2 separate regions of the Homo sapiens genome follow, and region 2 is linked to region 1. The links are chromatin loops, found by intact Hi-C in ENCODE. Cell type or tissue: CD14-positive monocyte. All regions are shown on one strand. Links, peaks and the distances in the headings refer to the core of each region. The heading gives the core; the rest is flanking DNA.

The links. Peaks named below come from ENCODE experiments on the same cell type or tissue, not always from the same donor. Only the 100,000 strongest peaks of a DNase experiment are listed, where the experiment ranks them.
Region 2: it touches region 1 in a loop (2.1-fold over the local background); 22 of 110 quality-filtered maps call a loop at or near these places.

Annotation. Positions count from the first base shown.
Region 1 is chr3:119,637,841-119,640,757 of GRCh38, reverse strand. No RefSeq gene overlaps it. Among named protein-coding and RNA genes, the nearest start is that of POPDC2, 21 kb to the left of the region's middle. RefSeq lists an enhancer at 1,449-1,958. In CD14-positive monocyte, for the core only: no CTCF peak of the experiment used is centred there; DNase peaks (open chromatin) are centred at 1,047 and 1,727; H3K4me3 peaks cover 959 bases; H3K27ac peaks cover 2,058 bases.
Region 2 is chr3:119,587,026-119,589,942 of GRCh38, reverse strand. ADPRH (ADP-ribosylarginine hydrolase) reads right to left here. Exons shown (of 5, transcript NM_001125.4): 5 at 1-2,479. The coding sequence ends at 2,065. Among named protein-coding and RNA genes, the nearest start is that of ADPRH, 9.0 kb to the right of the region's middle. In CD14-positive monocyte, for the core only: no CTCF peak of the experiment used is centred there; DNase peaks (open chromatin) are centred at 642 and 1,612; H3K4me3 peaks cover 2,335 bases; H3K27ac peaks cover 2,500 bases.

The sequences.
Region 1 (2,917 bases), core at 173-2,672:
TGGCCTCAAGTGATCCACCTGCCTTGGCCTCCCAAAGTGCTGGGATTACAGGCATGAGCCACTGTGCCCAGCCTGTATGCTTTTTCTTATTGACTTAAAGGAGTTATTCAAATAATCAGGTTAAAAGTCCTTCTGTTACTTATTGAGATTTTATATATATATGTATATATTCTCCTACTTTTGTGGGTATTGTTTTTCTCTAAATAGTATCTTTTGATGAACATAGTTTTTAATTTCAATGTAATGGTTTATCAATCTTTCTGTCTCTGATTTGTGCTTTCTGTGTCGTGTTTAAGAAATCTTTTCCTCCCCTGAAGGTACTCTCCCAATAACCTTCTAGATTTCTTATTGTTTTACATTTCAAAGTTAGACCTACAATCAACCTGGATTTGGTTTTTGTATATATGACTAAGGGCCAAGATTCATTATTTTCCATGTGGCTATCCAATTGACTGAGCACTCCCTATTGAAATGATTATCCTATCCCTACTAGTGTTCAGCTTATCCTTTGTGACAAATCAAATTTTCCTATAGATGTAGGTCTGTTTCTGAATTTTCTGTTGTCTGATGGTTCTATTTTTCTACCCTTTGGCAGTACCATCTGGTTGTAATTATTGTAGCTTTACAGTAAGTTTTGATATCTGGTAGTCTTCAAACTTTCTTCTTCAGCTCCATTATAATCTTATGGGACCACCATATGTGGTCCATTGTTTACCAAAATGTCATTATATGGTGCATGCCTGTATATTCTGAATTCGACTCACAATCTCTACTGCCACCGCTAATTTCAAGCCACCACTACTTCATTCTAAATTAACTTCAATGGACTTACAACCAGTCCTTCTGCCTCATAACCTACACACAGTAAAGAGGTCATTTAAACATATACAAGATCTTATCACTCTCTGGCTCAAAATTTGAAATGACTTCCTATCCCACTTAGAATAAAATCCAGACTTCTTACCATGTGATATTAGTCAGGATTGACTTATTATTACTTAAAAGCACAAAGTTTTATTTCTCTCTTACTCAAAATCTGAGTCTCCATGACTCATAATGGGCACTCCAGCCTGGGCAACAGAGCAAGACTCCATCTTAAAAAAAAAAAAAGTACACTATACATTGTAAATTGAGATTCAACATAACCTGGATGTGGTGCCACTCCCCAACCTGGAGGATCACCAAGGCAGGGCTGTCATTACACACCTGTGGTGTATAGCAGTGGTTTCTCAAGATGAGGACCTCTTTTAATCCCTTTTCCCCACCAAAGAATCAGACCTTACGTAGTGGAAGTTGTGCTTTTATTATCTAATGGTGTATGTAAGGCAAAAGACATTTGGATTTCAATAGGATTTTTAGATAAATTTATAGGTTTTAAAAATTAGCCACAACAGTCTCTTTATATGTTTGAAAAATAGCATTACATATATGTATAAAGCAAAAACCCGTGAGAGATCCTGGGGAGAAGAATTGCCTGGAGGGGGAAATTGAGTCCATCTCCAATGTTCAGCACCTCTTCTCTTTCTATTTTTGACCCCCTGGTTTCCTGTAGACATCCACACAAATCTTGAGGTAGAAGTGAAAACAATGCTGTCAGCAGTTTCACGTCTGTCACCATTGAATTCATGCCCTGACATGTGCCTCCTACTCAGAAAGTTATCTGGTGATTATATCACTTCTGTGATATCATCCTTCCTGAAAGTGTCCTTACCCAGCACATGACCACCAACTGTCACATGATTGCATCACTGCCACAGGGGAGCCCAGGACACAGCACACAAATCGGATTAGTCCAGCCTGTAAACTAAGCCTTTGCTTAATAGCCTGGAATTGCCCTCCACCCCTCAGCCCTCAGGCCTGAAATCCTATTCAGCCCTCAAACCTAGTACACATGTCCTCTCCCTACGCACACTCTCCTGGCCTTCACCTCGCCCTCAGCATTGAACAATCCCCTTCAGGACTCGCAGAGCCCTCTGGGATCGCCCCCCTCAGCTCTCATCCCTCGCTAGGCACTTGAGGGCTGGGGAAGTCTTACTTATTGCTGTGGCCCCAGCACCCCACACAAGGCCACATGTGTGACATTTAGTTGGTAATTCTTTTTTTTTTTTTTTTTTTTTTGAGACGGAGTCTCGCTCTGTCGCCCAGGCTGGAGTGCAGTGGCACGGTCTTGGCTCACTCTGCCTCCCGGGTTCACACCATTCTCCCGCGTCAGCGTCTCGAGTAGCTGGGACTACAAGGCGCCCGCCACTACGCCCGACTAATTTTTTGTATTTTTAGTAGAGACAGGATTTCACCATGTTAGCCAGGATGTAGTTGGTAATTCTTAAATGTTGGTTAAACTCAGCTGTTACCTGCTAGTAGGACAATTCATGTGCCCCATTCTGGCAAGGGTAAGGTTAACACTTGTGGTTTTAGAGACTTCTAGTTCCACTTTCCAGTTTACTTTTGCTTCTCTCCCTATTCAAACCAGCAGGAAAAGAGAGTAGTAGTTCAGGAGTTGTTGCCAAAATCCAGAGCCTTATCGGGGGAATACACAGGAAGGGACAGACCTCAGATGCATTTTAAGATATTGAGAGACAGAGTCTGAGTATAAATCATATACTGGGGGAAGGAGGCAAATGGCTTAAAATACTTTTTTTTTTTTTTTTAGCACTGTGATGTTCTGAGTCAAAGATGACTCAGGCTTCAAGCCTGGATGATTGGATCATGGTGGCAGCTATTACCGTAAAAAGAGGAGGAACAACTTTGGGGAAGATGTTGATTTGCTTTTGGATGGATTGAGTTTAGACTGTTGTCAGGACACTAAGTGGACACATAATGCAAACAGTTGCTTTCATAGATGAGGGTGAATGCTAAGGATCAGAGAGGATTCCAAGGCCTTCCTGGGGCCTAGGAAGACTCAGGCACTGGGATACTC
Region 2 (2,917 bases), core at 158-2,657, 51 kb after region 1:
GATGTGTCAGACCATCTTTATTGATTTACCCTAATGTTATGCATAAAGTTTATCTCTTCCCCCCATTCGTTCTCATCCTCCCTTCTCTCTCTCTCTCTCTCTTTCTCTGACACACATACACACACATAAAGAAGCAAAGTCACCAGCTGAGAGCGAAGTTTGGGGTGGAAGTTTTGAGGTTTGAGAAAAAAGAAGTCTGAAAGTCTAACCTCTTTTTGAAATGTGCCTGTGATGAAGAGTGACAATCGGCAAAGCAAATCTAATAGGATCTCTAAAGAGCCTTTTCCTGTTGTTTACAATTGTGGCTAAAGCCCTGCACTAGAAAACAACAAATGCTAAGATCCTCCCTGCATCCCCTACCCCCGACCCCCTGGGGCACACACAACCCTCCTCCACCACGTTCTAAAAAGACTGGAAGGACTTGGAAAAACATTCCTATGGGATGAACTAGAAGGTGGCAGGACTGCTATCATCAGACCTCATTTACCCACCGCTTCCAGCTGAAAACCAGGGATTTCACAAAGGAAAAATCATGAGAGTCATAGTTCTGTGGTTTTCTCAAAAGGAGAAGGAAGGGACGCTCTTCCTTCCCACCCCTGAGAACAGGCCAAATGAGAGCAAGCCCACTGGCTGGACTGAGGGTGACCAAATGAATGTGACGATGGCATCTCATTTCCCAGGTGGACATGTGCTGGGCAGCATGTGCCTAGGACTGACCCAGAAGACACACAGCACCACACAACAGGATTGATGTGATGACAAGGCCAAGACAGAAGGCTGTGGGAGGAGTGAGGAGAAGGTGGCCAAGTGCCTGAACAATCAAAGCAGGTTTCACTCAGGAAGCTCTATCTATCTGAGTTGGGTCTTGAAGGACAAGTAAGAATTTATTATCAGGTAGACAAGGATTGGGAAGAGCATCAAGAAATGAAGAAAGGTGATGTATTCATTGGAACATGATTAGTTTAGCATGGTCAATTTGTTATTCGTAAACATAACTCTGGAGGGTAATGAGGGAAGCACGAGCTAGGAGGCTAGTTCATAACACTCAATAGATACTGATTAATGCCTATTGGCTGCCCAAGCACTGTGCTAGGTTCTGTTTAGAAATAATGCAAACAAGCAAACAGACAATAACAAAATTGGTAATGTGTTAACTGCCATGATGAGGAGAGTACTGAGAGCAGCTCAGAGCAGCATCTCCCAGACTTGAGTAGCTTGGATTGCAGAAATCCAGCTGAAAAATCCTCAGTGCAAGAAGGCAATAGAGGTGATAGATTCAGAGTATATTTAGGAGGTAGACCAGCCTAGCAGATATTGTTAGGACCCCACATATGTCCCTCACTGTTCCCATGCCCTTTACAGCTTGCCCCTGCAAGTATCTCTGAGTCTTTACCTGAAGACACTAAGGTTTGGTTTGTACAAAGGGTAAGCCAAGAATTACCAGGGAGTTAGCATCCCTGGCAGTGGTCCTCAACCAGTGTCAGATGGAAGTCAGTGGATAAATACCCCAGGTTTGCTTGCCCTTCAAATGGGACAGTTCTGAGGAATGCTTTAGGCAGAGGACTCAGATGGCAGAGTGCCAACCGCCCACAGTGGAAACCTGCTCATTAACATACCCCATACTAGCTCTCTTCCCTTCCTGGTTTCATTTCCCCATTCTCATATCGGTATTTCCTGGAATCATCTCCCATATAAACTGCTTGCATTCAGATCTTTGTCTCAAAGTCCACTTTGTGGGAACCCAACTTGAGACAAACAGAAAAAACTTTTAGAACAAGTAGATGATGAAAATGAAGACTCAAATATGAGGTCATGAGATTTTTTGCTTGCGAGACGCTGACCCTATCAATTGAGCTAAAGGACTCTTCAGTGTAAGAAAAGGGATAGATTCTGGAAGAACAGGATGAGCCTGAAAAAACTGAGCTTAAGGTGCCCAAGGGACTTGTTATCTCAAAATTCCCTGAGTACAAGGTTAAGACTCTTGACTTTGGAAAAACTGAAAAGAAATAGCAGAAAAGGAAATACACAAAAGAAGAATCCATCAGAAGTGAACATCACGTCTCCCTAAAGGGAAATTACAGTGTCTTCTTTTGACCCGAGAGAATATAAAGCCCTAGCTGTCTCTTCCAGCCGGTTTCTGTATTCTAGTTTCTCATAGTTGGAGGGACTCACTCCTTTAAAACCATACATAACTCCCCACCAGCAGCCAGCAATGGCAGCTGTAGAATCACTGTCTCCACCATGGAAAAAGGCTCGGTGGGCAAGCTCCTTCCAGGAGTCTCCTGCAGCAAGAACAGCATCGTAGGCAATCATGGGGGCATCGTGCCCACTGCTGCCACCCCAGCCAGAGTAGCTCAGGGAGGTGTAGAACTGATCCCTCTCCTTCACACCGAAAGACTCAGGGAAGGTAGGGGCTGATTCTCCATCCAAAATCCCTCTAAGTTTTAGGTAATTTTCCCATTTGGTTTGGAAGTAGGACCTGTAGAAAGGAAAAAATCTAGAGTCAATTGAAAAAAATAAAGTGAAAAGTCATAACAAAAAGCACCAGATGGATGTGTGAACAGAGAAAAATCCAACATAACTTCGGCTTCTTGCAGTAATATCATAAACTATTTAAACATCAAAATTATTTCTATATAAGTACCATTCATTCAATACATTTTTCATAAGGATCTACATAAATAAGGCATTGATCCTGTTGCTAAATAAAGAGATACATATCAAGTTAAAGGGTAAGAAATACAGGTTTGTTTTCCCTGGGAGGGTCGAGAGTAATGACCTTTTAAAGGGGAACTTCAAGACATCACAACTGTGGGTGACTTCAGCAGAAAGCCTCTTTTTATTCTAAGAAAGACAATGTGAAGTGAACTCACGAGAAGGGGAAGATGTGGCCTTACCACTTATTAGTTAGCTAGTG